2 separate regions of the Homo sapiens genome follow, and region 1 is linked to region 2. Evidence: chromatin loops called from intact Hi-C (ENCODE). Cell type or tissue: adrenal gland. All regions are shown on one strand. Each heading gives the region's core, and the rest is flanking DNA. Links, peaks and the distances in the headings are about the cores only.

Evidence for each region. Hi-C counts contacts between places; a loop is a spot of excess contacts. Peaks named below come from ENCODE experiments on the same cell type or tissue, not always from the same donor. Only the 100,000 strongest peaks of a DNase experiment are listed, where the experiment ranks them.
Region 1: a loop joins it to region 2, with 2.1 times the contacts of the local background. A loop is called at or near these places in 4 of 110 quality-filtered maps.

Annotation. Positions count from the first base shown.
Region 1 is chr5:32,147,230-32,163,780 of GRCh38, forward strand. The region is part of intron 1 of GOLPH3 (golgi phosphoprotein 3); the gene reads right to left. Among named protein-coding and RNA genes, the nearest start is that of GOLPH3, 19 kb to the right of the region's middle. In adrenal gland, for the core only: no CTCF peak of the experiment used is centred there; no DNase peak of the experiment used is centred there; H3K27ac peaks cover 616 bases.
Region 2 is chr5:32,092,130-32,108,680 of GRCh38, forward strand. PDZD2 (PDZ domain containing 2) reads left to right here. Exons shown (of 25, transcript NM_178140.4): 21 at 778-895; 22 at 5,150-5,251; 23 at 6,235-6,505; 24 at 8,976-9,110; 25 at 15,840-16,551. The coding sequence ends at 16,006. LOC105374711 (a long non-coding RNA gene) reads right to left here and starts at 16,062. Exons shown (of 4, transcript XR_007058716.1): 1 at 14,159-16,062; 2 at 13,995-14,051; 3 at 6,182-11,823; 4 at 1,482-5,716. RefSeq lists enhancers at 500-1,001, 528-697, 1,002-1,501, 1,150-1,209, 5,575-6,774. In adrenal gland, for the core only: no CTCF peak of the experiment used is centred there; DNase peaks (open chromatin) are centred at 7,222, 8,352 and 8,828; H3K27ac peaks cover 2,291 bases.

The sequences.
Region 1 (16,551 bases), core at 3,575-11,574, 54 kb after region 2:
AAAAAAAAGGGAATAAACTCAGCACTTCCCAAACTTTCCTGACCTTGAAGCATTTTAATTTACAGTATACTTTTAACAGCCTACAGAATATTACAATTCTATGAAAATCAGTTTTAAAAATCCTGGTGCAGGAGGCGGAGGCTGCAGTGAGCCGAGATTGCACCACTGCACTCTAGCCTGGTGACAGAGCAAGACTTCATCTCAAACAAAAAAAAAAAGAAAAGAAATCCTGGTGCAGAGGTTATTACAAAACATGAAAAATTATTATGAAATCGTGTGTGTGTGTGTAGAGAGACAGAAAATAGTCCCATTTTTTAGGGAGATTAGAAGAAAAGTTTTAGCAGCAGTAATGTCTGGTGATTATGGTGATCTTTATTTTCTTTAGGCTTTTCTGTATATAGTAAAGGAAAACTCGTGGCAAGGAGATAAGTAAGGTTTTCCTTACTGATCAACTATAGTTATAGTTGTTCAAGCTTAAAAGGCAATAGTTATGATAGTGGCAGTAATTTGACAGAGGCAAAACACTAGAAGAACTAAAAACTCTCCATGAAAATAACTATGAACCACAAAGTAAAACATATTTGTGAAGTAGTAAAGAACTGTGCTCAAGAGCCCAGACCGCACAAACACCTGGCGATTCAAATCAACTCCAGCTCTACCACATACTATATAGTTAAATTTCTGAGACTAGTTTTCTTCATATAAAACAAGTTGTGAAGATTAAATAATATATATAAAGCACAACCCCTGGCAATTAGTAATTACTTAATTATGTACAATTAGAATGGAATGGGGATGGAGGACTGCAAACTCAGTTACTTAGAAAGTACAAAGAACATGACTGAATAAAGAGACCCAGGTGTGGATTGCAGCAAGCTGGACAATGTCCTCTTCCATCTATCTGGGGAAGACAGCTTAGCCCTTATCAACTGTTGCCATGTAAAATGTGGGCCTGCTCTTGCCACATCTTTTTCAAGAGGGCAGAAACGTCCGTTTCTATATATTACTTCCATCTTTGAAAGGATTACAACTCAAGTTTTACTAAACAAAACATATCTGGCAAACCAGTTTGCAACCGCTAAACATTTTACAAAACATACTACGTTATATGAATGTTCAGTTACTAGTAGTCTGTATAGGCATAAAGTACTCAAAATAGTTTCATTTTGTTTTTATGTACAAAATATTTCAAAATGAAATCACTAAAAACACTATATTTTCTATATAAGGTTGAATTCTGGTGTGACCAATGTTTTGGAAATGGCTTTCTAATAGAAATATAGGCCAGGTCCACATGGTGGCTCACGCCTGTAATCCCAGCACTTTGGGAGGCCAAGGTGGGCAGATCACGATGTCAGGAGATCGAGACCATCCTGGCTAACACGGTGAAACCCCATCTCTACTAAAAATATAAAAAATTAGCTGGGCGTGGTGGTGGGCACCTGTAGTCCCAGCTACTCGGGAGGCTGAGGCAGGAGAATAACGTGACCCCAGGAGGCGGAGCTTGCAGTGAGGCGAGATCGCGCCAATGCACTCCAGCCTGGGCAAGAGAGCAAGACTCTGTCTCAAAAAAAATAAAAAATACAAAATACAAAATTACCCAGGCGTGGTGGCGCATGCCTGTAATCCCAGCTACTCAGGAGGTTGAGGCAGGAGAACTGCTTGAACCTGGGAGGCAGAGGTTGCAGTAAGCTGAGATCGCACCACTGCACCCCAGCCTGGGCAACAAGAGCGAAACTCCATCTCAAAAAAAAAGAAAAAAAGAAAGGTGATTGTACTTGCCAAATCTAAATGGACCAGGATGAACAAATTAAGTCTCCCTCCTGAGTATCTGAACTTGCCATACTGAATCAGTTATATGGGCATGGCACTGGAGCTGTACTGGCTGTGTGGATTCAGAAGCTACTGGCCATTGGGTACAAATGCAGAGAATGAAGGTAACAGAAAGGAAAACAGAAGACAAATGCAGAGTAGAAATGAGAGAGGATGCAATGTGAGGCAAACCAAGACATACAGAGACAGAGAGGCAGACAGGCACATACACGGAATAGCATGTTTGTTGTTTTAACCTGCTATGTTTTGTTATGCAGTAAGATAATTAATACAGTGGGTGCCCAGGGCTGGCAAAATGGGAAAAGGGAGAGGTAATGGCTAAAGGGGATGAGCTTTCTTTTGGAAGTGATAAAAATATTCTAAAATTGATTATGGTGGTGGTTGTACAAATCTGAAAACCTTGAATTGTACACTTCAAATGACAATTATATGGCATATGAATCATATCTCAGAGCTGTTACAAAAAAACATTCTATAAAGTCACTTCTGAAATCTTACATGAAATTTTGATTATGTCAAAAATTAAGAATCAAAAAGTTCTTGACAAAAATAACTAATCAAGAGAATGAAGGTGACTTCAGGTAAAAGCAGATTAAAAAGACTAGACAAGAAAAGGTATCTACAGATATAAGAACTGTTAAAGAAGTAGTAAGGCTGGGCACTGTGGCTCACGCCTGTAATCTCAGCACTTTAAGAGGCCGAGGCGGGCAGATCACCTGAGGTCACGAGTTCAAGACCAGCCTGGCCAAGGCGGCAAAACCCCATCTCTACTAAAAATACAAAAATTAGCCAGGTGTGGTGGCTCATGCCTGTAATAGCAGCTACTCGGGAGGCTGAGGCAGGAGAATCGCTAGATCCTGGGAGGCAGAGGCTGCAGTGAGCCACTGCACTTCAGCCTGGGCAAAAGAGTGAAACTGTCTCAAGAAAAAAAAAAAAAGTAGTAAAACTGCATTTGCTGGTGATATTGTTGGATATTTAGAAAAACTCATAAGAGTAAATGGAAAAATTACTATAGATAGGAGTTTAGTAAAGTAGCCAGATTATATAAAATTAAACACCAGTTGTCATATACAAACAAAATACACATGTTAAAATACTAAAAAGTTAAAATATAATTGAAAAGACCTTTACAACAGCAACAAAAAGAACAAAAAATACCATGGCAAAACCTATATGAAAAGTTTAAAGTCTCTTGAAAGACTTAAAAATAGACTTGAATAATAGAAAGATATTTCATTCTTATATACAAAGTCTCAGCATTATTATTAGTTCTTCCTAAGTTAATAAATGTAATATCCCAATAAAAATAGCAACAGATTTTCCCTGGAGCTATACAAGTTACAAATAAAAGTTCCTAAAGAAAAAAAAAAAAAATAGCCAGGAAAACTTGGGGAGATAGCAACATATGTAGGGAACAGAAATGAAAGCTGTCCTACTAGATACTAAAATAGATTTAAAAGTCTCTAAAATTAAAATGATGTCACACTGGCACATGAATAGACAGACCAACAGAATAAATTCCAGAAACAAACCCAAGAACATACTGAAATCAAATACAGATTGAGTATCCCTTATCCAAAATGCTTGTGACTGGAAATGTTATGGAGTTAAGATTTTTTTTCACATTTTGGAATATTTGCATTATACCCAAATCCGAAAATCTGAAATCCAAAATGCTCCAATGAGCATTTTCTTTGATTCTCACGCTGGTGCTGAAAAAGTTTTAGATACTAGAGCATTTACAATTTCAGATTTTCGAAATTGGGATTCTCAATCTGTACACGATAAAAATGTCATCACAAATCAATGTAACATGGAAAGATGAACATTTTAAACAAACGTGTTGGGACAACCAGATAGTCATTAGGAAAAACATAATTGGATCAATTCCTTATTATACATCAATATAAATTCCAGATGGATCAGAGGCTGAAATGTAAAGTGAAATAACGTAAGTACTAGAAGACAAAATAAGAGTGAAAACCTTTATAATCTGGGAGTGAAAGAAAAAACTTCCCAGCTATTCTCAAAATCTAGGAGCAATAAAAGAGACTACCCATTTTTTTGGTAAAGTTTGCAGGGTAAAAATCATAGCAAAGTCACTTATATCACAGATAAATCTCTAGTATACAATTAGTTCCTAAAAATAAAGTTGCTTTTTTTTTTTTTTTTAATATTTTGAGGCCAGGCACAGTGGCTTACACCCGTAATCCCAGCACTTTGGGAGGCAAAGGCAGGGGGATCACCTAGGCCAGGAGTTTCAGACCAGCCTGGTAACACAGCGAGAGCTGTCTCTACAAAAAATGTTTTAAAATTAGCTGGGTGCGATAGCACATGCCTGTAGACCTAGCTACTCGGGAGGACTTGAGCCTGGGAGGTTGAGGCTGCAATGAGCTATAATTGCACTTACGCACTCTAACCGGGTGACAAAGCAAGATCCTGTCTCAAAAAAATATATATTTTGAAATATTCAATTTTTTAAAAGGTAACAGATGATGAAGTTCACAGAAGAAATGGAAACTGCTAAAACATACCAAAAGATGCTTTGTCATTCATAATAAAAATATACATTTAAAATACATGAGACCTTAACAGCAAAAAGAAACCCACCTAATTCAAAAAAAGGCAAAACATGTATATACAAACCATGAATTTGGATAAATATAGTATATGCATACAAGAAAACAGTATTCAGTCTTAAAAATTAAAATTCTGATACACAGATCTATGTAAAATTCTGATACATAGCTACAAAACATGGATGAACTCTGAAGACATTATGCTAAGTGAAATTAGCCAGTCATGAAAAGACAAAATACTCTATGGTTCCACATATATGGGGTACCTAGAATAGTCAAATTCATAGAGACAGTGGTTCCCAGGGACTGTGGAGAGAAGGAAATAGTAGCTATTGTTTAATGGATAGAGTTTCGGTATGAAATGATGGAGAAGTTCTGGAGAGGGATAGTGGTGATGACGGCACAGTGTGAATCTACTTAATGCCACTAAACTGTACCACTTAAAAATGTTTTAAATGGTACACTTGATGTTATGCATATTTTACCTTTTTTTTTTTCTTTTTGAGACAGAGTCTCACTCTGTTGCCCAGGCTGGAGTGCAGTGGCACAATCTCAGCTCATTGCAACCTCCACCTCCCAGGTTCAAGTAATTCTCCTGCCTCAGCCTCCCAAGTAGCTGGGACTACAGGCGTGCGCCACCATGCCCGGCTAATTATTCTATTTTTAGTACAGATGGGGTTTCACTACGTTGGCCAAGCTGGTCTCGAACTCCTGACCGCGTGATCCGCCCACCTCAGCCTCCCAAAGTGCTGGGATTACAGGTATGAGCCACCGCGCCTGCCCCCCCCAGCCTTTTTTTTTTTTTTTAAACTACATGAAATCATGCTTACCTATCAGACCGGCAAAAATCCAAAAGCTTGGCCGGGTGCAGTGGCTCACACCTGTAATCCCAGCACTTCGGGAGGCGAGGCGGGCGGATCACTTGAGGTCAGGAGTTCGAGACCAGCCTGGCCAACGTGGCAAAATGCTGTCTCTACTAAAAATACAAAAATTAGCTGGGCGTGGTTGCATGTGCCTGTAATCCCAGCTATTAAGGAGGCTGAGGCAGGAGAATCGCTTGAACTCAGGAAGCCAAGGTTGCAGTGAACCAGGATCACACCACTGCACTCCCACCTGGGCAAGAGAGTGAGACTCAGTCTCAAAAAAAAAACAAAAACAAAAACAAAAAAAAAACCCAAAAGCTTGACAGCATAGTTGGCAAAAATGAGGGAAACAGGCATTCTCATAACTATGATGGGAATGTCAAAATGACACCACTTTTACTGAGGGAAATTTGGGGATCTAGAAAAATCACACATAGATTTACCCTTTAACTTGACAATTCTACTTCTAAGGAATCCACTATGAAGAAACAGCCCCATAAATATGCAACAGTATATGCATATGGTTATTGTGATATTATCTGTAGGAGCAAAAGTTTGGAAACAACCCATAAATCCATCAATAAGGGACTGGATGAATATACAAAGATATATCTACCACATAATGGAATACTACAGAACCATAAAATATTTCTAAGTAATAGTGATAGAGAACAATCTTTAGAATATAACATGTAAAAAGCAAGGTGCACACAGTGTATGTAGTCCATTACCTTGTATATGAAGGAGAGGAGCAATGATATGAATATACGTATAGTTTTGCTAACAAAATATCAGAAAGATAAACTCTAACTTTTCAAGAACTACTAATGGGGGAAGGAAAGAATGAGGTAGAAGAAAGATGGAAATGAGACTTTTGAATATAACTTGCAATATAATTATATGCACTGAAAACAGAAAAAAAAAAAAAACTCCTGAAGAATGAAAACAACCGTATACTACTTAGTGATAGAGCCACAAAGAAAAGCTATTTTAACTTTAGAATACAGTATTTTGACTGCACATTCTTAATAAAAATACTACAAAGAAATTGTAAGCCAAACTCAAGTCAATTAGTAGTAATGTTGACATTTTTATTTTGAAACTGTTTTAATACAAGCGGTAAGCCAATGCAAATATTTGAAGAACCAAAATTTTCAGTAAGAAAAAAGATAAATATAAAACCCAGTAAGTTAAATAAAAATCTATAATGTTAAACTTGAACCAAAAACCACGTAAACAGATTTTTTTTCCTCTAAAATGTTTGCTAGCTCTGTCCCTTGAGGAAAATATATCCTATCTCTGTATACGAAAGAGTCCTACAAGCAGTAACAACTCAGTAACACTGAGTACACCCAGTGTACTCACACCAGAGTGTGGTCCATTCCCCACCAGATGGAAAACAGGATTCCTTGAAGGAATGACTGATTATAAGTCTGAAACAGGAAATGTACGAGTTGAGTCCAGGACATTGTGTTGGCCTTGCCAAAAAGCAAGAAATTATCAAAGGTTAATAACCTGTATCACAAAGAACACTGAAACCAACTTAGAAAATAACTCCCATAGGCTAAAAGTGAGACAATTTAAACATCAAGAAGAGTAATTAATATAAGTGAATGAAACACAATGAATATATATAAAACCGCAAGTCATAATTTTAAAAAAGAAAAGAGCCCATACCTCACTAGATACCACTGGAAGTAGCTAAGGCACAAACTCCTAACCCAAAACTTAGTAATTAAAATGAAATTAAGTGTTTATCCTGCCTTTTAAGTGCATAAAATGCACAGGATTATAAAGGAAACCAAATCAGTCATCAAAATATTAAAAATGAATTTGTGATATATGTGCTTTATTAGCAGATTAAACAAGTTCTAGTGGCAGATCTAATAACTATTATAATTCCAATGTAGTAGTGAGCAAAGACAGTATTCTGAGATATCTGCAATAACTGTGATGTGATATGAAAGTATCTCTGGTCTCTCTAGTGGTGACAAACTCACAGATACTATTAATACTTCTTTGGCTTGTGGCCTACAATTATAGTTGATGTAGATGTTAACTTTCAGGTATAGGTCACTAAAAATAAATTAATTTTTCCCCTCTCAAATGTTTCCTGAATTCTACAGTGACCCCAAGCTAAGAATCCCTAAATTAGATGAAAAGTAGGGGAAATTTCCAACAGGCAGATAGGTCTGTCACCAAATGAACTCACTGGTCTTCAAATTCTAAAACCAGACACTGGATGACTCCTGATGCAATGAACATGAAAACACATAGGATTATCTAAGAAGTCATCTTGGCTGGGTGCAGTGGCTCACACCTGTAATCCCAGTACTTTGGGAGGCCAAGGCGGGCAGATCACGAGGTCAGGAGTTCGAGACCAGCCTGGCCAACAGGGTGAAACCCTGTCACTACTAAAAATACAAAAATTAGCCAGGCGTGGTGGCATGCGCCTGTAATCCCAGCTACTTGGTAGGCCAAGACAGAAGAATCACTTGAACCCAAGAGACAAAGGTTGCAGTGGACAGAGGTTACAGTGACCCAAGATCGCACCACTGCAATCCCGCCTGGGCGACAGAGCAAGACTCTGTCTCAAAAAAAAAAAAAAATTAACGTTCTAAAATGTATTATGGTGATGGATACACAACTCTAAATACACTAAAAGTCACTGCATTGTTACCTTTTACTTTGTTTTTTTAAAGACAGGGTTTCATTCTGTCACCCAGGCTAGAGTGCAGTGGCTTGATCATAGCTCACTGCAACCTTGAACTGCTGGGCTGAAATGATCTGCCCACCTCAGCCTCCTGAGTAGCTGAGACTATAAGCAGGCACCAGCACACTCGGCTTTTTATTTTTATTTTTTTAGCAATGGGATCTCACTACGTTGTCCAGGCTAGTCTCAAATTCCTGGCTTTAAGCAATCCTCCTGCCTTGGTCTCCTCCAAAGTGCTAGGATTACAGGCATGTAATCCTGGATTGTACTGTTTAAATAAGTGAATTGTCAATTAAATCTCAATAAAGCTGTTACCAAAAAAACTAAGCCAAAAACTCCCCTTAAGCATTTCAAATGACTAAAGAAAGCCCTCAGCTTTCTGATTTTTTTAATTAGCAAAAGAGTAAGGCTATAGACTACATGTTTGTGTCCCCCCAAAACTCTCATGTTAAGATTCTAGCCGGAAGCGGTGGCTCATGCCTATAATCTCAGCACTTTGGGAGGCCGAGGCAGGCAGATCACCTGAGGTCGGGAGTTTGAGACCAGCCTGACCAACATGGAGAAACCCTGTCTCTACTAAAAATATAAAATTAGTGGGGCATGGTGGCGCATGCCTGTAATCCCAGCTACTTGGGAGGCTGAGGCAGGAGAACTGCTTGAACCCAGGAGGCGGAGGTTGCCGTGAACCAACATTGAGCCACTGCACTCCAGCCGGGCAACAAGAGTGAAACACTGTCTCAAAAAAAAAAAAAAAAAAAAAAAAAAAAAAAAAAAAAAGATTCTAACCCCCAACAGGGTCTCTGGAAGGTCATTAAGTCATGAAGGCAGAAGCCTCATGAATGCAATTAGTGCCCTTATAAAAGAGGCCCCAGAGAGTCCCTATGCCCTTCTGCCATGTGAGGATGCAATGAGAAGACAACCAGGAAGCAGGCCCTCACCAATTTCTTGTTCTTGAACTTCCCAGACTCCAGAACTGTGAGAAATAAATTCCTGTTGTTAGCTGGGCACAGTAGCTCATGCCTGTAATCCCAGCACTTTGGGAGGCTGAGGTGGGCGGATCGCCTGAGGTCAGGAGTTTGAGACTAGCCTGGTGGTCTCAGCCATGATAAAACCCTGTCTCTAGTAAAAATAGAAAATGAGCCAGGTATGGTAGTGTGCACCTGTAATCCCAGCTACTTGGGAGGCTGAGGCAAGAGAATCACTTGAACCTGGGAGGCAGCGGTTGCAGTGAATGGAGACTGCGCCACTGCACTCCAGCCTGGGTGACAGAGCGAGATTCTGTCTCAAAAAAAAAAAAAATCTGTTGTTTATAAGTCACACTGTCTATTGTGGTAGTCCCAACCTTTTTGGTGCCAGGGACTGGTTTCAGGAAAGACAATTTTTTCCACGGACTGGAGCGGCGGGGGGGATGGTTTTGGGATGAGCCTGTTCCACCTCAGATCCTATCGGGCATTAGTTAAAATTCTCATAAGGATCGCCTACCTTAGATCCCTCATCACATGCGCAGCTCATAACAGGGTTCATACTCCTATGAGAATCTAATGGCTGCTGCTGATCTGACAGGAGGCGGAGCTCAGGCAGTAATGCTCGCTTGCCCGCCCCTCACCTCCTGCTGTGCAACCTAGTTCCTAACAGGCCACAGACCAGTACCGGTCCATAGCCCGGAGATTAGAGATCCTTGGTCTATGGTATTTTACAGCAGCCCAAATAAACTAAGACAGATAACAAAACCAGTAAAGTAACTAAATAATGATTGGATTTGGGTGCCATCCACATGTGTAAGTTACTGGTAGTAATCAAGTTATGATTACGTTTTAAAAGTTCCCTTTTAAGCAATTTGTAACACAGAATGTATTTTTTCACAGAAGTAACAGCCAGGGCCCTCAGGGCCTCTATTCTCATGGTCTTCACTCAAAACCAGGGATCTTATCTGCCACTCCCTGGGAACTTGGACATCAGCATCCTTAAACCCACAACCTTTTGATGAGAACCAAATCCAACTCGGAAATTCAATCCACAAGTAACTTTTCATCATCCTTATGGGGATTCCAATCCTCAGCCTTCCTCCCTTTTTCCCACCAGTCTCCTCCGTTCTTTCCCTCATCCCCACCCAGCACAATAAGTTACTGTGCACATACCATGTGCAAAGCACTGTTCTGAGTACTAAGTACTGTGGGAGCTCATTTCAACCTTCGCAACAACCTTCTGAACTAAGTGCTATTATTATCAATCCCAATTCAAAGATGGGCAAACAACGCCAGAGTACACTACCTTCAACTACACCCTTACTAGTTTCCTAAACACATCCATTGTTTCCCACTGCATTCAACTAGCAAAACTCCAGCCCCGGATCAATCCAACTGTCACTTTTTCCATATCTGTACCTGTGTTTCTGAACTGCTGATGTAAAAAAATATTGAAATCTCAGTATATAAATGTACTGTCTCCAACTTAAACTAAACCTTTAATGATACTGGGGTTGGGCATAGTGGCTCACGCCTCTAATCCCAGCACTTTGGGAGGCTAAGGCGGGTGGATCACTTAAGGTCAGCAGATTTGAGACCAGCCTGACCAATATAGTGAAACCCCATCGCTACTAAAAATACAAAATTAGCCGGGCATGGTGGTGCATGCCTGTAATCCCAGCTACTTGGGAGGCTAAGGCAGAAGAATCGCTTGAACCCAGGAGGAGGAGGTTGCAGTGAGCCGAGATCACGCCATTGTACTCCAGCCTGGGTAACAAGAGCTAAACTCTGTCTCAAAATAAATAAATAAATAAATAAATAAATAAATAAATAAATAAAATACACACACACACACACACACACACACACACACACACACTGGGCAAAATCAGCTTTAAACTCTGTCTCAAAATAAATAAATAAATAAATAAATAAATAAATAAATAAAATACACACACACACACACACACACACACACACACACACACACACGGCAAAATCAGTTTCCCTACTCAGAGCTCTTACCACTCTCCATATCAGATATTTCAAAACCCCATTCTCCCCAAACCTCTAAAGCTCAGCTCATTTTCAGCAGATTACTTCACAAAAACAAACCAACTCAATAAACTCAATTTCATACATACCCACTCTTTTGTCTCGTTACAGTGCAGTCTGCCTAAAGCTAATCCTACCCATTCTCTCCTACTTCCCTTTGTTCACAACTCCTGCCCTCCTAAAATACCTTAAATCTCTAACATGTATACTAGCACCTGCCTATTGGCCTTCAAATATTCTCACAGTTACCATCATACAAGAGACAGACCCGGACCAACCCTGCCCTATCTCCTTTCCATTCACAGCAGACTCGAAGGTATCATCAGCAAGTCCATCTCCACTACTCCTCACTCTTCCTCCTGCTGGCTCCACAATCCCCCTCTTCTGGCAGCTCCTGCTCGGGCTCTTTGTCAGGTTACTCTTCTGCTGCCTATTCCTCCAACGGAGTGCTCTTGGCCACTTACACAGACTTCTCAGGTACTCTCACTTATTTTCAAAAAAAATTCAAATAGAAATACATGACAGAAAATTAAAAGTCTCTACTTTCTCTTCCGCTTCCATCCCTCACACATTCCCTCTTCAAGATACTCTCCATTAACATTTGGAATGTATCCTTCCAAATCCTTTTTTAAAGTGCACACAGTCATACTCTGCCATACACTGAGTATCTATGCTGTTAAAACTGTGTTAAGCATTCAGTGTACATTCTTTCTAATTCTTAGGAAACCTTGTAAAGTAGGTGCTATTCTTCCAATTTCACAAGATAATGGAACTGAGGCTCAGAGGACCTGCCACGCACTGAGTGGCAAAGCAGGGAATGAAATTGGTCTGCCTGGCTCCAAAGCCCTGGCTCCTTTTCTGTCTTGCCTTCCAAGACCTGTTTATTTAATGCATGATCTAGGTGTGCTTCCTTTCAGCCCCCTGAAACAGAAGAGGGTACAGGTTGAGTATCCCTGTACTTGGGACCCGAAGTGTTTCAGATTCTAGATTTGGAATATTTGCAAATACATAATGAGATACCTTAGGGATGGGACCTAAGTCTAAATACAAAATTCATTTGTGTTTCACATATACCTTATACACATAGCCAAATGTAATTTTACACAATATTTTAAATAGTTCTGAGCATGAAACAAAGTGTGCCAGGTATGGAATCTTCCACTTGTGATATCATGTCAGCACTGAAAAGGTTTCAAATTTTGGAACCATTTCAAATTTCAGATTTTCAGACTGGGGTGCTTGACTGGTATCACTTTTTTCTTTCCACACCTGCCACTGATCACTTCACAGCAGAGAGCACAAAACAAAGTGTGAGCAGACACTCCCTCTCAAGCAAATGAATTTTTAAGGGTTTTTCACTAGTGGTTTTTTAAAGTATATTTAACAGCATCTTGTTAGTAAGACCTAAATATAAGCTACAGTCTTTATTCTTCTGTAAGAAACACGAAGGTTTTAATACAAGAGAATAACATTTCAGTTTGCAAAGCCATTTATAAATTATCATCTAGGTTCTACAATTACCTAGTAAAATATCATCACCTTTTTACATTTGAAAAATCTGAGGTTTAGAGAAAGTAAGAAATATGACTACATTCACACTCTAGAGCAGTGATACCTCGAGCCCCAGAGCTGTGACTCTAGATACAGCACTTTTACTACTGCATCATACTGTGGGTAAGTATTTTAAGTTGAGGACATTTTGACAAGTCCTATGTAAGTTTTATATCAAGTCACTATAACATTTATTAGATACTGGCCTCTGCATTATTTTCTAAAAGCAGAAAATCATTCCCACTTGGGAGGCTGAGGCATAATGCTGCATAAAGCAAAAACTGTAATTATTTAAATTCTCAAAATAGACTGAGGTGGGAGGATCACTTGAGCCCAGGAGTTCAAGGCTGCAGTAAGCTATGATTATACAACTGCACTCTAGCCTGGGTGACAGAATGAGACTCTGGGGAAAAAAAAATTATTGGAAGTAATAAATTTCTATTTGTTTAATATACATTTTTATTATTAAAATAGAGACAGGGTATTGCTGTGTTGCCCAGGCTGGTCTCGAACTCCTGGACTCAGGCAATCCTCCTATCTTGGTCTCCCAAAGTGCTGGGATTACAGGCATGAGCCATCATACCCAGCTGGAAGTAATATATTTCAAGAATAATTTTAACTCAATAAACTCTACTGAGTGCCAAGACATTACTAAACAGAGGTGATAAAGATGACTAATATACAAAGGCATAGAATGAAAAGGAAGAAATAATAATTACAATTTCAATGTGATTATCATAATACTGATATAAATAAAATGGTGTCCCCTCACTCATTCTAAAGACAAACACTTGTGCAATACTAGGCATTGTGCTAGATGCTAGAGATACAATGGTAGGCAAAAAGGATGTGAGAGCAACTAAGAAGTTAGATTAAGGTGAAGAGTCTCACTAGGCAGTAAGAAATAACTAAGAATTGGCTGCTAGGTAGAAAAAGGCAGAGCCTTACATATAAGGATCCACTAACACAAACATGAAGACCTAAAAAAGTAATCATGGGCCAGGCGCGGTGGCTCACGCCTGTAATCCCAGCACTTTGGGAGGCCAAGGCGGGCGGACCACGAGGTCAGGAGATCGAGACCATCCTGGCTAACACAGTGAAACCCCGTCGCTACTAAAAATACAAAAAATTAGCCAGGCGTGGTGGCGGGTGCCTGTAGTCCCAGCTACTCGGGAGGCTGAGGCAGGAGAATGGCGTGAACCTGGGAGGCGGAGCCTGCAGTGAGCCGAGATCGCGCCACTGCACTCCAGCCTGGGTGACAGAGCGAGACTCCGTCTCAAAAAAAAAAAAAAAAAAAAAAAAAAATTGGGTGGCATCAAAAAGATAAGGTGAGGCTGGGCCCGGTGGTTCACATCTGTAATCCCAGCACTTTGGGAGGACGAGGAGGGAGGATCACTTGAGCCCAGGAATTTGAGACCAACTTGGGCAACACAGCAAAACCCCATCTCTACAAAAAATACAAAAAGTAGCCAGGTATAGTGGCGCACGCCTGTAGTCCCGGCTACTTGGAAGGCTGAGGTGGGAGGATCACCTGAGCCCAGCAAGTTTGAGGCTGCAGTGAGCAGAGATCACACCACTGGACTCCACCCTGGGTGACAGAGCATACCTTGTCTCAAAAAAAAAAAACCAAAGCTGAGGAAAAAAAAAAAAAAAACCAAAGCTGAGAATATGGAAAGGTGGAGAGAACTGCTGACCACAAGGGCTGGAAGAGGTCAAGGCCTTTTGAGTTTTCTGATTTGGAGCATCAAGGCGTAATGAAACTTAATATTTATTGTGCACCAACTATCAGGCACTTTACATGTGCTATTTTATTTAATTGTGACTGGAGTCATTTTGGAGGCTTGGAGGCTACTGATACGTCTGGAGGCTAAGCAGTATCTGGAAAAGAGGAATCATGGAACCAATCCCAAGGATTCTTTAAGGAAGACTCTGGGCTTGACCTAAAAATCAGAAGTCGGGCCAGGCACGGTGGCTCACGCCTGTAATCCCAGCACTTTGGGAGGCAGAGGCGGGCGGACCACGAGGTCAGGAGATCAAAACCATCCTGGCTAACACGGTGAGACCCCGCCTCTACTAAAAATACAAAAAATTAGCAGGGCATGGTGACGGGCGCCTGTAGTCCTAGCTACTCGGGAGGCTGAGGCAGGAGAATGGCGTGAACCCGGGAGGCAGAGCTTGCAGTGAGCCGAGATCGCACAACTGCACTCCAGCCTGGGCGACAGAGCGAGACTCCGTCTCAAAAAAGAAAAATAAATAAATAAAAAATAAAAAAATAAAAATCAGAAGTCAAGTGGTACTTCAAGTTTCCAAATTTCCCAAACCAGTTTTGCCAGGAATTACAAAAAGGAAACTGACCAGAGGTTCAGAACAAAGGTAGAGATAAATACACCTACTATGTGCCCATAAAAATTAAAATTTTTAAGGCCAGGCGTGGTGGCTCACGCCTGTAATCCCAGCACTTTGGGAGGCCAAGGTGGGCGGATCACGAGGTCAGGAGATAGAGACCATCCTGGCTAACACGATGAAACCCCGTCTCAACTAAAAATACAAAAATTTAGCCAGGCGTGGTGGCAGGCGCCTGTAGTCCCAGCTACTCAGGAGGCTGAGGCAGGAGAATGGCATGAACCCGGGAGGCGGAGCTTGCGGTGAGCAGAGATTGGGCCACTGCACTCCAGCCTAGGCAACAGAGCAAGACTCCGTCTCAAAAAAAAAAAAAATTAAAATTTTTAAAAAAATACACGCATAGATGAGCATCTGAATTTGAGTAAAACGTTCAGTAAGCCCAGCATATAAAGTGCAAGAGAATCAAGAAATAGTAAAAATAATGGAAATATTAAATACTTGTCACTTGTCAAGACCACTATAAACTTTAACTTACTTCTCTAGGCTAGGTAATTACCCATTTGCATTTGTTCAGCACCATGTGGTTTTCAAAGCACTCACATATGCCAACACATTGGATCCCTACAACTTAGAGGCTTTCGGACAGAACACAAAAGTAGGCCCATGGCCGGGCGCGGTGGCTCACGCCTGTAATCCCAGCACTTTGGGAGGCAGAGGCGGGCGGATCACGAGGTCAGGAGATCAAGATTATACTGGCTAACACAGTGAAACCCCGTCTCTACCAAAAATACAAAAAATTAGCCGGGTGTGGTGGCAGGCGCCTGTAGTCCCAGCTACTCGGGAGGCTGAGGCAGGAGAATGGCGTGAACCCGGGAGGCAGAGCTTGCAGTGAGCCAAGATTGCACCACTGCACTCCAGCCTGGGTGACAGAGCGAGACTCCGTCTCAAAAATAAAAAATAAAAAAGTAGGCCCATTTTGCCCAGGAGAAAACTAAGGTTCTAAAATTCAAAATATTTATTCTAATTCTTTCAACTACTCAAGGGCAAGGCTAGGTGTCAAGAACACAGCAGTCTTGCAGGTCCTGATCCAAAGCATCCTCCCTATGTACATCCTTACTGCACCTAACACATACTCCCATAAAAGTTAGTAACTCAGAAGAGGCAGGCAGGATAAAGTTAATAATTCACTTTATTGAAATCATTCGCAAATCTGTCTTCTATGCAGACTGAATGCTCCTTAAAAGCAAAAAATTTTTCTTTGTGGCCGGGGGCACAGCGGCTCACATCTGTGATCCCAGCACTTTGGGAGGCCAGGAGTTCAAGACCAGCTTGGCCAACATGGTGAAACCCCGTCTTTACTAAAAGTACAAAAATTAGCTGGGCATGGTGGCATGTGCCTGTAATCCCAGCTACTTGGGAGGCTGAGACACAAGGATTGCTTGAACCCAGGAGGAGGAGGTTGCATGAGCCAAGATCATGCCACTGCACTCCAGTCTGGCGACAGAGCATGACTTGGTCTCAAAAATATATACATATATATATATATTTTTTTTCTTTGTAACCCCAGCATCTGGCAAAGGGAATGAATGGCACAGAGAAGCTGTTCAATACTTGGATTAAACGGAACATATAAATACTAAATAACCTCT
Region 2 (16,551 bases), core at 5,122-13,121:
TGGGGATGGTGGCAGGCGCCTGTAATCCCACCTACTTGGGAGGCTGAGGCAGGAGAATCGCTTGAACCCAGGAGGCTGATGTTGCAGTGAGCTGAGATCGCGTCACTGCACTCCAGCCTGGGCAACAGAGTAAGACTCAATCTCGAAAAAAAAAAAAAAAAAGCCAGGCCCAGTGGCTCAGGCCTATAGTCCCAGCACTTTGGGAGACCAAGGCAGGCGGATCACTTGAGGTCAGGAGTTCAAGACCAGCCTGGCCAATATGGTGAAACCCTATCTCTACTAAAAATAAAAAATTAGCCAGGCGTGGTGGCAGGTGCCTGTGATCCCAACTACTCGGGAGGCTGAGGCACGAGAATAGCTTGAACCCAGGAGGTAGAGGTTGCAGTGAGCTGAGATCGTGCCACTGCACTCCAGCCTGGGTGACAGAGCTAGACTCCATCTCAATAAAAATAAAAATATTTCACTTGAACATATGTATTGAATATTTTAAAACATGTCAGAAGTGTCCTGTTAAGCTCCAGCATTGGTCCCATAACTTCTTGAGGGGATCTCTGAATTCATAGCAGTTCCCCTTGCCATTGGCAGTGAATGACATTTCTGTTCAGCACTCAGGATTTATTCTTCCATTAGTTTGGAATGGAAGTTTTGACCAAAAGAGAGCAGAAAATACCTGTTCTCTTTTGTATAGTAGAAAGGAGATCATTTTAAATGCATTCTTATAAAATGAAGAAATTGCTTTTTTCTTTAATGTTCTTCAAATATATTTATATTATTTAGTTTGGATCAACTTCTAGTCTCAGCGGGGGACCAGCAAAGATTACAGTCTGTTTTATCGTCAGTGGGATCGAAATCTACCATCCTAACTCTCATTCAGGAAGCGAAAGCACAATCAGAGGTGAGTGAAACACAGAAAGCTCAGGAACATGAATTGCGGCCGCGTGAGTGCCCAGGTATGTGCTGCCTGCCCAGACAGCCGAGGAGAGCCCGCCCCGAGTCCTGGAGAGGGAGGACTGCCTTGGGTTGCGAGTTTCACAGCTCAGTCTGACTTTGGCCTCACGTGCTGCTAGCCAGCTTCAGAAGCTAGACCTTGTCTTGAATGTTCAGGTGCCAGATGGGTGTCACTGCTGTTTTCATCCCCCAAGTAGCAACTAGTTACCATTCTCCTAACTCCTATGTGTGGAGTTTGTTTGCAGAGAGTCCTCAAAGCAGAGCTAGTCATCTCGGAAATACCTCTCGCCACCTAACTGTGGACATAAACTAGTCAAGGGAGCCACCTGCTGGTGAGAGAAGAGTTACATTGGTGTAGTCCCGCCGTTGCCCTGAAATATGGTGGACCCCTGAACAACATGAGGGTTGGGGCACTGACCTTCGAGCAGTGGAAAATCCACATATAACTTTTAACTCTCCCAAAAACTTAACTACTAACAACCTACTGTTGACCGGAAACCTTACTGATAACATAAACAGTCAATTAACACAAGTTTTGTCAGTTATATGTATTATATACTGTCTTCTTACAACAACGTAAGTTAGAGATAATAGAACGTTATTAAGAAAATCCTAAGAGGCCAGGTGCAGTGGCTTACACCTGTAATCTCAGAACTTTGGGAGGCCAAGGCGGGCAGATCACTTGAGGTCAGGAGTTCAAGACCAGCCTGGCCAATATGGTGAAACCCTGTCTCTACTAAAAATACAAAAATTAGCTGGACATGGTGGTGGGTGCCTGTAGTCTCAGCGACTCAGGAGGCTAAGGCGAGAGGATTGCTTGAACTTAGGAGGCAGAGGTTGACATGAGCTAAGATTGCACCACTGCATTCCAGCCTGGGTGACAGAGCAAGACTTCATCTCAATTAAAAAAAAAAAGTCATAAGAGAAAGTGTATTTACTATTCATTAAGTGGAAGTGGTTCATCATAAAGGGCTTCATCCTTGTCATCTTCACACTGAGTAGCCTGAGAAGGAGGGAGGGGTTGGTCTTGCTGCCTCAAGGATAAAGAGGCTGAAGAAACCCTGAGTGTGAGTGGACCTGTACAGTTTGAGCCTGTGTTGTTCAAATGTCACCTGTAGAAGAGCATCTGAACCCTGGAGTACAAGGAATTACAAATAAAATCTTTCAGTAAATCAGTTGTGACAATAAACATTGACAGAAGAAACCACAGGTTCACATCTAGGATACTAATCTGAAGATCAATTTCTTGGGGCTATACGTAGAGATTTGAACCCTAATGAATGAATATTTTCTATTTAGAGAAATAAATATGAATGTTTCTTTAGTGGTAGTATACCTGGGTCACTGAAGTCATCTAAGAATGCTGTTCCAGAAATTCAAATATAGAGGGGCTGTGTGGTTTCTCAGCCAACAGCCAGCCTTGGCACCTAGTAAGGAGTTGGCCAGGAGGCGAGGAGAGAGGTTGGAATAAAGGAGACCAGTCCCTTCAGGTTCCACTCCCTTCTGATTCTCAGCCGCTGATTTGGGTCTGTGCAGTTAAGACATGCCTTGACAGGAGGATCATCTGAGGCCAGGAGTTCGAGACCAGCCTCATCAACATAGTGAGACCCCTCATCTCTCAAAAAAAAAAAAAAAAGATTAAATTTAAAAAATTAGCCAGGCGTGGTGGTATATGCCTGTAGTCCTACCTACATGGGAATCTGAAGCAGGAGAATCACTTGGGTCCAGTAGTTTGAGGCTCAGTGAGCTATGATCGTGCCAGCGCACTCCAGCCTGGGTGACAGAGCAAGACCCTGTCTCTGAAAGAAAAACAAAATGTCTTGAGATGCTAAGCACTTCCGCTTTCAGTAAAAGGGAATAGCCCCTCATCTCTCTTCCTCCTCCCACTTGTTATTACAATAAGGAAGGATTTCATGTGTGAAAGTCTCATTCTGAGACCACCAGTCAAGGGGGCACAGGTGGGGTCACACGTTGCCAGGCCCCCTTTACCCCAGACATTTTAGTGTTAGATGAAATGTCAGAGGAGAAGACCAGACTGTCCAGCCAACCACAAGCAAGATGTACATCTTCAGGAACCTCAAACAAAGTATGGCCAGCATGCCACAGTGCTGCCCGAGGGTGGCTTATTCTAGGGCCTTCCTCACCCCCTACTACTCACGCTCACCACGAGGCAGGGTTGTGGTTTGGTTTGAAGATCATTCCTACATATCAGAACACGGCGTTCTTTTCCCTTTATTTTCTCACTGTCTTCAGAGAGGAGCGTTGAGCAGGGCTATCCTTACTCTGCCATCCTCAGTCTAGAAGCTTCCTGCCTTGCTTTTTCCAATGAGTATGGTTTGCAGGTACTAAAAATAGAACTGCACAAAACTATTTTCTGTGTCCTTGGCAGTGCTGTGAGAGATTCGAGGCTTCGAGGCTGAAAACAAACCCTGGCCTCCTGACTTCAACACACCCAAACCTTGGAGAGCTCTTGATGGTTGATCTGGCCGCCCTGAGACTGTGCTGAGGCTCTCAGAGGCAAAATTTGGCGCAATAGTCAGCTTCTAGCATATCTGTGTCCTTAAACACCACTGGAAAAAAATGTGAATACATTGAAATTTTTGTGATTTAACTTGTCCTGGAATGCAGGAGGGCCTCATTTTCTTTTTTTTTTTCCTTCTCCTTTTTTTTTTTCTTTTCTTGAGATGGAGTCTCGCTCTGTTGCCCAGGCTGGAGTGCAGTGGCGTGATCTCGGCTCACTGCAAGCTCCACCTCCTGGGTTCACGCCATTCTCCTGCCTCAGCCTCCCGAGTAGCTGGGACTACTGGTGCCCGCCACCATGCCCGGCTTTTTTTTTTTTTTTTTTTTAGTAGAGACGGGGTTTCACCGTGTTAGCCAGGATGGGCTCCATCTCCTGACCATGTGAACCACCTGCCTCCGCCTCCCAAAGTGCTGGGATTACAGGCGTGAGCCACCGCACCCGGCGTAGGAGGCCTCATTTTCAAATATTGTCTCTTTGCTCCCATAAGACATTGAAATATCTGAGAAGTGTTCCTATTTTCAGCACCACATTACCTCCTAGAAGCTGGACAAAGACCATTTACTGGGTCCCGTATTCCCATTTTTGTTTGGAAAGCTTAGTCAACCTCTTTCTCCCCATCAATCCGTGTGTGAGCATACATATGGTTGAAGGTGCCCATGAAGTCAACCTCCCAACTCCCCCAAAAGTTCTGCGGGACAGTCTAGGTTTTGGTTTGAGTGAACTTTGGGGGTTTTTTGAGACAGAGCCTCACTCCATCACCCAGGCTGGAGTGCAACTGGCATGATCTCCACTCACTGCAACCTCTGCCCGCTGGGTTCAAGCGATTCTCCTGCCTCAGCCTCCCAAGTAGCTGGAATTACAGGTGTCCGCCACCACGCCCGGCTAATTTTTGTATTTTTCAGTAGAGACGGGGTTTCGCCATGTTGACTAGGCTGGTCTCGAACTCCTGACCTCAGGTGATCCGCCCGCCTTGGCCTCCCAAAGCACTGGGATTACAGGCGTGAGCCACTGCGCCTAGCCATGCTATTTTTTTGGCATCAGTTAATTAATTGTACCTGAAATCCAATGATGGGGAGGGAGATGTAGAAAACATGGCCTTGATATGCTCTTATCCTGCCTCTTGCCACTGACGCTTATCTTTCTGCTGTTGCTAGGACTGGCTTTGCTAAATTGTAGACTTAAAGAATTACAGAATAAAGGATTCCCATCATGATCAAATTATGTACTATGATTTTTTTTTTTTTTTTTTTTTTTTGAGACAAGGTCTCACTCTGTCAACCAGGCTGAAGTGCAGTGGCGTGATCATGGCTCACTGCAGCCGTGACCTTCCGGGCTTAGGTAATCCTCCCACCTCAGCCTCTTGAGTAGCTGGGACTACAAGTGTGCAACACCACACCTGGCTGATTTTTGTAGAGACAGGGTTTTGCCACATTGCCCAGGCTGGACTCGAACTCTTGGGCTCAAGAGATCCGCCCCCTTGGCTTCCCAGAGTGTTGGGATTACAGGCGTGAGCCACCATGCCTGGCTGAGAGCCAAAGAACCTTTAGGGCCTGTGGTGAAAAGCCCCTCCAAGAGGACTGACATCAGAGCTTCCTTACTCCTGGCCCAAGGGGATATGTTTTTCTTTCTTAATTTTTTGCAGCTGTAGCTCAAAGGATAATTTTTGTTTGTTTTCACTAGAATGAAGAAGATGTTTGCTTCATAGTCTTGAATAGAAAAGAAGGCTCAGGTCTGGGATTCAGTGTGGCAGGAGGGACAGATGTGGAGCCAAAATCAATCACGGTAAGTGACAGAGTCATTAGGCTCTCAGGAAAATCCCCCCTCAAGCAGCCTCAGAATGTGATCAGGGCACAAATTCCAATCAGCGGGTTCAGAGATTGCTGGATTTCATTCCCAGCTACCAACATAAAAAGGGAGAAGTGGGAGAAGTAGTACGTAAGGTTTTCGTTGACAAAAGACAAGCATTTTTAACACAGAGCTGACATGTATAGGCCATTTCCAATCCCTATAAACACAATTCGCTATAGCCTTATAATTTACCTCCATATTTTAAGCAGTAGAAAACATTAGAATCAACTGGCCAAACTTGTGTTTATACAATTACTCCCGTCTCAAAAAGTCACTCAAAATTTTACATCATTCAAAAGCCTTCAGGACCATCCAGAGGGTCACCTTCACTGCACGAGCCCAGGCCTCATTCATCTTCGTATTCCCATTGCCTCCTGGATGCCAGGCCCATGTCAGACACTAAAAAGGAGTTAAAAAAAAATGTGTGGAGACACTGGCATTGACATTTGTGTTCCATCCCCCGCACTGAATGTATGTTTTTTTTTATAAAGCAAGTGTCTACCTTAGAAAGTTCCTTTACTACAAGACCCGGCACGGTGGCTCACGCCTGTAATCCCAGCACTTTGGGAGGTCGAGGCGGGTGGATCACCTGAGGTCAGGAGTTTGAGACCAGCATGGCCAACATGGTGAAACCCTGTCCGTCTCTCCTAACAATACAAAAATTAACTTGGCATAGTGGTGTGTGCCTATAATCCCAGCTACTCAGGAGGCTGAGGCAGGAGAATCGCTTGAACCCGGGAGGCTGAGATTGCACCACTGTACTCCAGCCTGGGTGACACAGCGAGACTCCCTCTCAAAAAATAAAAATAAAAAAGGAAGGTTCCTTTACTACAGATACGCAGTTAGTTACTATCTCCCTTTTACCGGAAATCGTAAGTGGATCTGGTTTTTGTTCCCTTTTCCTTTCCTCATCCCAGGTCCACAGGGTGTTTTCTCAGGGGGCGGCTTCTCAGGAAGGGACTATGAACCGAGGGGATTTCCTTCTGTCAGTCAACGGCGCCTCACTGGCTGGCTTAGCCCACGGGAATGTCCTGAAGGTTCTGCACCAGGCACAGCTGCACAAAGATGCCCTCGTGGTCATCAAGAAAGGGATGGATCAGCCCAGGCCCTCTGCCCGGCAGGAGCCTCCCACAGCCAATGGGAAGGGTTTGCTGTCCAGAAAGACCATCCCCCTGGAGCCTGGCATTGGTAAGATGATCATTTCAACAACCAGCAGGCTGTGAGCTACTGCAGAAAGAGGAGATTCTGGTTGAACATGAAGGAAAATAACAGCTAACTAACTTCTAGATCTGAAAAATTAAATGTAGCGAAGTCTAGTGTGTTTGGATGCTGCTTACAAAAGCAGTGTTACAAATAAATTAGAAAAAAATTAGAAAATTAGAAAAATCCCCCCAGTAGTTCAAGCTGTACTGTGGAAGATTTAAAATGACTGCAGAACAGTTTCCCTAAGTGTCCTAAGAAGGAATCTCTTACATTCACAGCCTCTTGTTAGGACTGGTAAGGAAAACAGGAAACTACGTGACGGGGCGAGCAGTGTTGAAGGAGAAATTCCAGAACTAAGATTTATCCTTGGGAAACAGCAAGGTTGTATTCTTTCCTGGTTTAGAAGAAAAGAAGGAAATGAGGGGGCAAGAGTATTTTGTGTCTGAAAACAGAAATTGCAGCCTTAGTCAACCAAGAAGAACTCACTGGAAGAGGTTTAGAAACAGATTTTCTACGTTCCGTCCATATTCAGAGCCTCAGAACCACGTGCAGCGTCTGTTTCTGCAGTGCGAGCTGTTTAATGCCCTGTTAAGTACTGCAGATGTCTGGAGTGCCGTGCATCTTGGCATTCAGGGGTGACGTCTTTTTTTATTCGAGAGGGCAAAGCAGAGGGTATGGGTTAGGCAGTGCCTTCTGGGAGGGGCCTTTTGTTCCTTCTCCACATCTCTCCCTGATAAGGGTAGCTGGATTCCTTTCTACAACTTGGCTTCCTTGTGGCCTGAGCTGTTTGTAGTCCTTGCTGAAAATGGCTCCGATTCCATTTAACAAATGAGAAACACTTCTTGTCCAGATGCCTCCATGGTCCCCAGTCTTCCTTCTGTGTCATTTCACTTTCCCTCTTCCAGAGGGCTGAGGCCCTCCTCAATACAGGGAAACACCTTGGTCATCAGATCTTGTCATGCTTGCCTTTGCCCCAAAACTGTCTCGACCACTTGGTGGACTTTCAGTGGGATCCTTGTAAACTGTCAAAGGAAACCACTTCATCCTCACAGCTGCCAGTTTTTAAGCCTCGTGAACTCAGATCTGGATGGTCCTTCTGTCATTTATAATCAATCACTCAGTATTCCTGCAGCAACTTCAGGGCCTCTGGTCTTGAAGCAGACCCTGCAGAGCAATCAATCAAACGCTGAGCGCCTGGAGGGCTTAACCTCGCTCAGTTTCCTGTTCTTCAGTCTCCCTAACCCAGGTCTACCCGGTCCTATGCAGTTATATTCCTTACCATACACTGACAGCGTCCAGCTGGGGGCCCGGTGCAGTAAGCTGCACAGTAGAGATGCTGGGACGCTTTTAAATTCCTGATGCCCAGGAAATTCCCAGCTTAATTAAATCAGAAATGCCGCAGTGGGGGCCAGACACCGTTTCACGTTCCCAGGTGACTCCAGTATGCAGCCAGACTCGAGCCACTGCAATAGACCCATTTTCCTGTTGAAAAATCATGCTCCCCCCAGTGTTAGTAAATGTCCTTCAGACCCTGTGGAGTGGCCTTCTTTAAACCACGACAATGGACTGGCCTTTATGTCCAAAGGAGACAATGCTAGCTTGGCTTCAGCCCTAGTGAACAGTGAACAGAGGAAGCAGGCAGTTTAATCCATCCGTGGTCCTTCCTCTGCCTCCCAATTAACTAAGTGTGCCTTTGCAGTCAACTCTGACGTCCTTGGCTGGTAGGCAGGCAAGGGAGGGAAGTACAAGGCAAGTTTACAATCCTGATTCAAACCAGCCCACTATCCCGAAACCAGCACACAGAGCCGGCATCACCATGGAAACACATTTCCTCACAGTGGAGCAAGATGCCAGTAGAGGCAGCGAGTGTGTTTGTGAAGACAGCCATAGCCAGGGGCAGGGTTTCCCTTTGCAGGAGCAGGAGTGGCAGGAGCGGGGAGGCAGGAAGCTCTCTGGGTTCCTGGGGGCTTTGGAGTCCATTCTAACAGTCTCACATGAGACTGGGCATTTTGGTGCTGCCAAGTCTTGGTACCAGAGGATGATCTGCTGCTGCCATTAGCAGCCAGGGTTGGCAGAAAATCAAATTTGGAGTCCCCAAGTGTGACTTCAGTCCTCACTGAGAAGTGCACAGCCGGTGTGGGGGGCTTAACAAGAGCACTTTGCTTTCTGGGGATTTCTGCTTGGGCATAAAAGCATTTGCCAATGCTTGCAGAAAACACAGAACAAAGGATGCAAGTACAGCAGCAACACAGCCAGGAGGGCAGCCCCAGAATTGGGAGGCCAACAGTGCTACTGGGCTCAAGTGCTGTTATAAGTAAGTAAGTGCCCCAGGGTAGATGGGACTTGAGTGTGCCAGAAGTACATGGGGCTGGAGGCGATGCATCCTGGGGGACTTGGACATGTGGCATGATGAACAACCCTGTCATTTTCATCTTGGTGCACGCTGCGGCTGCAGGGAGAAGTGTGGCTGTACACGATGCTCTGTGTGTTGAAGTGCTGAAGACCTCGGCTGGGCTGGGACTGAGTCTGGATGGGGGAAAATCATCGGTGACGGGAGATGGGCCCTTGGTCATTAAAAGAGTGTACAAAGGTAATGTTCTAGACAACTCAGTCAGCCTTCTCTCACCTGTCATTTTTCCATGGATGTCTCAATGAAAAAAATGCCTTCCATTTAGAAATCAAAAAACCTAAACTGTTTTTAATGCTTTGTGACATACAAGGTTTATTCTGTATGGACATGTATTAACTCATGCCATCCACGTGGCAACTCTATTGGGTGGGTGTCATCATTATCCCTATTTTACAAAAGGAGAAACTGAGGCACGTAGGGTCACACAGCTGTAAGTGGCAGAACCAGGCTCCAGCCCAGGCAGTCTGGCCCCAGAGCATCTGTCCCTGACCCCTGTACTGCAGCAGTTCCTTACTCCGGGCCCCTCTCTCTGATGTGAACACACCACACTAAGTAACATCACTAGACTTGCCAGTCAGGAGTACTTAATACTGGCCAAGATCTCATTGACTTAAAATACTACACTTGTAAATGCTAGACTGCAAGAAAGGAATACAGTCCAAGCATAGCCTTTGTGGGAAAAAAAAGATGGGGGATAGATATTATTGAAATGCTTGGTAAATATCCATCTCTTTATCAACTTGCATAATTCATTTTTTGGTCTTGGGCGGTTTTTCAAAATCTTATATTAACTCATAATTGTACTAATAATATTAACAGTATAATTGTATGAACAATATTGATATGTAATTATACTTGCAAATAGATCAGAAACCCATTTAAAGTTACAGTATGTAACAGAGTAAGTAGGTCAGCAAATAACAAGGTCAATTCTTCTTAGCTAAGGATTGTTGTTTCTTTAAATGACCATCTAGTTAATGACCTTGAGATATTTCTACAATTGCATAGTAATCCCAAAACCTCTCTCCACTCTTGACCTATAGTGTTAATAGGAAAAAATACTTTTAAAAATGTATAGTTACACTTAAAAAAAAACCCCTCTATGGATCAAAAGTGGAAATGAAGCCTCTGTGGTAAGCAGCGCTGCATCCTTGGGGCCCAGAGGAAGCGGAGGATGACAGAGAAATGTGCACTGCAGGCTGGGGCCCACCCAGGAGCAGGGGCGCTGCAGACTCAGTGCCCACCCAGGAGCAGGGGCTCAGCACCCCTGTGGGCAGCCAGAGCGAAGCATCTCGTGATGCAGAGGCCTGGGACCTGCTCTTTTGCCAGTAAACTGTGGTCACAACAGGTCTGCGTTACTCGAGTGGCAGCCAGGATAGGCTGCCTGCTCCCAACGCCCGGAGCAAGCAGAAGACAGGCATAAATCAGGAGTCAGGTCTCTGTTATGTGTGAACCTATGGTACCAGGGTGAAGAGAAAACCTCAGACTCATCAAGTTAACTGTTCAAGTTGACAGAGCAGCAGAAGGAGGAGAACTAGGCTCAGGCAAGCATGTGGCAACTCGACTATAAGAGCCCTCACAACAGAAAGCTCTCAGACGAAGGGTACAGGGCAACATCCATTGCCAGCAGACCCGAAAAACAGGACACCCCATTCATGACAGAGGCAGGAATGTTACCCATGAAACAGGACCGAAGAGGGTATTCAGAAGGAGCAAGCAAATATGTAAAAAAAACAAAATGCAAGCTGGGTGTGGTAGCGCATGCCTGTAGTCTCAGCTCCTTGCACTGCTTGAGCCCCAGGAGTTCAATACCAGCCTCAACAGCAGAGCAAGACCCTGCTTCTTTAAAAGTAAAAACTAAATGCACATACACCCTCATTAGTGAAAATGGAGTTAAATGTATTTTTAAATTAATGAGTAAAAGTAAAAAATAGACTAAATCCATGTGAAGATAGATAGAATTTGTAAAAACAGAACAGAAGAAACCATTAAAAAATGCAGTATAGGGAAATAAAGAGATGACTACAAAAAGGTAATGAAAGAGTTCCAGAAGGAAAAAACAGAATGAGAGGAAATATTTGCAGAAATCATGACTAAGAATTTTCCAGAAGTGAAAAAATGACAGGACTATGCAGACTGAAAAACTCATCAAGGGGCAAAACAATCTGAATGTATTTATTTAAAACAAACAAACAAACAAAAAACAAGCCTTGTTAGGCAGAGTGGTGCACACCTGTGATCCCAGCTACTTAGGAGGCTGAGGCAGAAGGATCGCTTCAGCCCTGGACTTGGAGGCTGCAGTGAGCAGGACTGCACCATTGCACTCCAGCCTGGATGACAGAGTAGGACCCTGTCTCCAAAAAAAATAAAATTCAAACCTTGATATAATAAAGTTTCAGAATATAAAGAAGAAAATCTAGAAAGCCAAGAGAAAATTCTAGTTTGCTCACTGCATACAACAATCAGAGTGGCGGCATCAATGCCTGAAGCCAGCAACACCTTCAGAGGACTGAGGGAAAATGTCCATCACCTGAAAACCCAGCACCCAGCTAACCTGTCATTCAATAGGGTAGCTAAAATGGAGGTATTTTAAGACACTCCTGAGGGGAGCGGGAGTGGCCGCCTTCGTGGTTGGTCACAGGACACGTAGCCTCTGCAGTCCAAAGGGACACAACCCAAAAAAGCGTGTGAGCCTGCGAACCGAAGGACCAGGGCAGACGCTGACTAAAGCAGCACATCGGCTGGGGAAGCCAGGCTTCGGGACCCCACACTAGAAGAAGCCACAGGAGAGATGACATCCTTCAGATCTGCCTCCAGCAAAGCAAGAATATGACGTCCTGGACAACTTCTCAGCCTTTGTCTCTAGCATCTGGCCACAAATCTGTGAAAACTGCTATGGAAATGGATAGAGAAGAAGAAAATTGTCAGTCCCACAGACTAGCGCTTTAGATGCTCTCGTGTGCAAGCCTGTGGTTTTGTTCTTGGGGAAAGCCATTCAAGTATTTCTGAGTATGATACGGCAGATCCCACCTTTGGAAACTAGTGAGACTAAAGATGTCATTATCTGGCCGGGCATGGTGGCTCATGCTTGTAATCCCGGCACTTTGGGAGGCTAAGGCAGGCGAATCACTTGAGGTCAGGATTCACCTTATCTCGTATTTCATATTTACAAATTTCATGAGTACAGGTTTTCTGTTCATTTTGTTTTCCTGTGTCTTTAAGCTCAAGCATTAGAAAACAATATAGCAAGACTGATTTCTTTGAGTAAGGTTATTACAGAACAAGCATTTGAATAATAAAGAATTTTTTTTTTTTTAACAGGGTCTAGCTCTGTCACCCAGGCTGGAGTGCAGTGTCACAATCTCTGCTCACTGCAATCTCTGCCTCCCAGGTTCAAGTGAATCTGGTGTCTCAGCCTCCTAAGCAGCCCAAGGTGGGTGGACCACCTGAGGTCAGGAGTTAGAGACCAGCCTGGCCAACATGGTGAAACCCCGTCTCTACTAAAAATATGTTAGCTGGGCATTGTGGTGCATGCCTGTAATCCCAGCTACTCAGGAGGCTGAGGCAGGAGAGTCACTTGAACCCAGGAGGCGGAGGTTGCAGTGAGCCAGGACCACACCACTGCACTCCAGCCTGGGGTCAGAGAAGGCTCCATCTAAAAAAAAAAAAAAAAAAAAAAAAAAAAAACATATAAAATGTTCATTATATGGCAAAATTTATAAGCAAATTCAAAAGTAAGTGATTAGAAGATATTTACAATATATTTAATAAACAAAGGGTTGATATCCAGAATAGGCAGGGTACCGTGGCTCACACCTGTAATCCCAGCACTTTGGAGACCAAGGTGGGCAGATCACTTGAGCCCAGGAGTTCAAGACCGGTCTGGGCCACATGACGAGACTCCACCTCTACAAAAAATACAGAAATTACTCGGGTGTGGCGGCACGCACCTATAGTCCCAGCTACTCAGGAGCTGAGGTGGGAGAATCATTTGAGCCCAGGAGGTCGAGGCTGTGGTGAGCCATGGTTGTGCCACAGCACTCCAGCCTGGGTGACAGAGGGAGACCTTGTCTCAAAAAAAAACAATCAATCAATCAATCAATCAATCCAGAATATATGAAGAACTATATAATTCAGTAAGAAAAATACAAGAGAGAAAGTTTGGGTAAAGAAAGCAATAGCAAATGGACAGAAGTTAAAACCTAGGTGGCCAAGAAACACAGGAAGATGCTCAAACTTAAATGTATTGGATGAAAATTAGAAATATTATAAATCATTCTTTTAATCTATCAAGTTGGCCAAAAATAAAAAATCTCATACTATGATGTGTTGGCAAGGATGTGGAGAAAGGAAAACACATTTTTTTTCTCGTGCAAGTATCTACTGGTTAATCTTTAAGGAAAATTTTAGCAGTGCTTACGAAAATGGAAGCTATGAAACAATTTAAATTTCTATCTGTAGCAGAATAAAATATATTCATCTAAAGGAAAGCTAAATAGCAGTTGAAAAAATAAATTACACCTCTCTCTATATACTAACTGGGACCGGCTCAAAAACAGTGTTGAATGAAAAAAAGCCAAATGCAGATTGTGCACTGTGTGACACCAATTCATGGTAAGCATAAGGAACCTAAGAATGTGTTCAACAAAAGCTATGCAAGACCTTTTTGGGAAAAAGCATAAAAGCTTTCTAAAGGACAATTTTAAAAAATCTATGAGTAAATGGAGAGAGAGACATATCCTGCTCAAATCTGTTAAGATTCAGTTTGGCCTCATGTAATAGGAAATCCAAAATAGCAGTGGTTTAAACGAGAGAATTTATTTCTCTCTTGTGTAAAAAGTCCAAAAGCTGGCAAACCTCTGCTTTGTACAACACTGAATGTTTCCTAAAGGAGCAGTCCCCAAGCTTTTTGGCACCAGGGACTGGTTTTGTGGAAGACAATTTTTCCATGGTGAGGGTTTGGGTGGGGGATGGTTTCAGGATGATTCAGGTGCATTACATTTATTGTATACTTTATTTCTGTTATTACATTTTAATATATAATGAAATAATTATACAACTCACCATCACGTAGAATCTGTGGGAGCCCTGAGCTTGTTTTCTTGCAACCAGGCATCCCATCTGGGGGTGATGGGAGACAATGACAGATCATCAGGCATTAGATTCTCATAAGGAACATGCAACCTAGATCCCTCGCATATGCAGTTCACAATAGGGTTCACACTCACGTGAGAATCTAATGCTGCTGCTGATCTGACAGGAGGCAGAGCTCAGGTGGTAGTGTGAGTGACGGTGAGAGGCTGTGAACAGAGGAAGCTTTGCTCACTCACCCACTGCTCACCTGCTGTGCAGCCCTCCTGCCACCAGTCTGTGGCCCAAGGGTTGAGGACCCCTGTCCTAGAAGACTTTCCTCTACTTCATCTCATTCAGTCCTTCTAACAACCTAGTAAGATAACAAGACAGATATCATCATCACCATTTTGCAGATGAGAAAACTGGAGTTTGGAGAAATCTGTAACTTGCCTGAAGTCACAGATTTGAGACCAAACCCAGTCTGATTGCTCCTTCAGTGTGCGTCAGGCTGTTCTGGTTGCCTGGAACCTCCCATGTCCTGAAGCCCAGGTGAACACTCACAAAATTCTTTTGTTTCACATAACCTGAAGGCCTTCGGTTAATATGCTAGAATAGGACATTGGGTACTAAGTTAACACAAATATAATTGGTTCTTTGGTCCTTCCAAAAATGTATCTATCTCAAGAAAAGCAAGGACTAGGGACCAAATCATTTTCCTGGGGCCCACTACAGGGCTGATATTGGTGAGGTCTCTCTTCTAATGTAACTAACTGCCTCTATCATTTACCACAGAAAATGTTTTTGTCCTTGTGTGGGCTGGATTTCTTCCAAGCTGTATTTTTATCACATAATATTTATTTCAATAATTTCAATAACGACTTTCAGTAATTTAGGATGAAATCGATACATCTGCTCAGTCTTTTGAGGTCTAATCAAAATTTCTGAGAAAATTTTTTTCACACTTGGGACTTTTTCTTTCAATGCCATTTTTTTTCCATAAGATGCCTCCATAGCTGGTGTACCTTTAGAAGTATATGTGTGAGAACGTAAATGGAGGGTTTACACTTGCATTTTTTTCAAAGCTCATACAAAGCTAGACAAAGCTATAATGTGAACATGCTAAACTCTGTAAGTAAGTAGTCCCCATGGTCACTAATGAGCACATAATCACTGATTCTCAGAACTTGCATATATCAGCCAGAATCTGTTAACAATTAGAAGCTGACAGCCTGGGCAACATGGCAAGACCCCATCTCTACCAAAAATATAAAAAAAAAAGCTGTGCATGGTGGTGTATGCCTGTGGTAGCAGCTACTCTGAAGGCTGAGGTGAGAGGATCGCTTGAGCCCAGTGAGGCGGAGGCTGCAGCGAGCCAAAACTGTACCACTGCACTCCAGCCTGGGTGACAGTGTGAGGCCGTCTCAACAACAACAAAAAAAGTTGAACCTGCTTTTCTGTGTTTACTGGCTGTTTGGAGTTCAGCTGTTGATTTCCTTACCCCAACTTTATTTTGTGTTATTCTTGTTGACTTGTAGCTCTTTAGTCTGGATGTTAACCATTTGTTGATTAAATACATAGAGAGTATCTTCCCCTTGTCAGTTTATTTTTATCTTACAGATTATGTTTGGAGGGGCGGCAGGAGGGCTAGAGTTGCACTGTTTTCTGTAGACCAGTTTACTTTTATGGATATATGCTTTTTGTGTTCTAAGAAATATTTCTCTATTCAATAATATATTATTTAGATATTTTTATCACTTAAAAGTTTTTAGTTTACTTAGGATTTTTGAATACTATGAAACTGCCAAGCTATTAATTATTCTGTGTTTATTCTCGTAGGTGGTGCGGCTGAACAAGCTGGAATAATAGAAGCTGGAGATGAAATTCTTGCTATTAATGGGAAACCTCTGGTTGGGCTCATGCACTTTGATGCCTGGAATATTATGAAGTCTGTCCCAGAAGGACCTGTGCAGTTATTAATTAGAAAGCATAGGAATTCTTCATGAATTTTAACAAGAATCATTTTCTCAGTTCTCTTCTTTCTTTAGCAAATCAGAGTGACTTCTTTAAACCACAGGTTGTTGAAATGGCCAACACTGGTACAGACACGGACTATAAAAATCTCCAAGCTTGTGCTTACACATGAAGCCTGACTTAACTGTATGTGCAACAGCAATGAAATTAACTCCAGAAGCCTTCCACCTGCGTCACCCAGGCCGGGAGGGTTCCTTCGTTCCAGTGCCTGTCCCCTACCTTTATGTTATGTTTACTGATGGGGATACAAGATGTGACACACCCTTCTTTATTTGAAACAAACAAACATTTAGCTAGACCTTTGCTTCCTTCTTGCCAGCTCTCCCAACATACCCAATCCTGGTGATCAGGGAACTAAAAGTCTGAGGGGGACACAAATGTCACACCTAAGAGGACAATCAATCATTTTGTATGATTTTGTAAGTAAATGACAGAATGCTTTTAGGCACATTCAATGGAAGGAGGAGATGTAGGTCTGTATATGTTACCCTGAAAAGAGAATAAGACTTACTTAAAA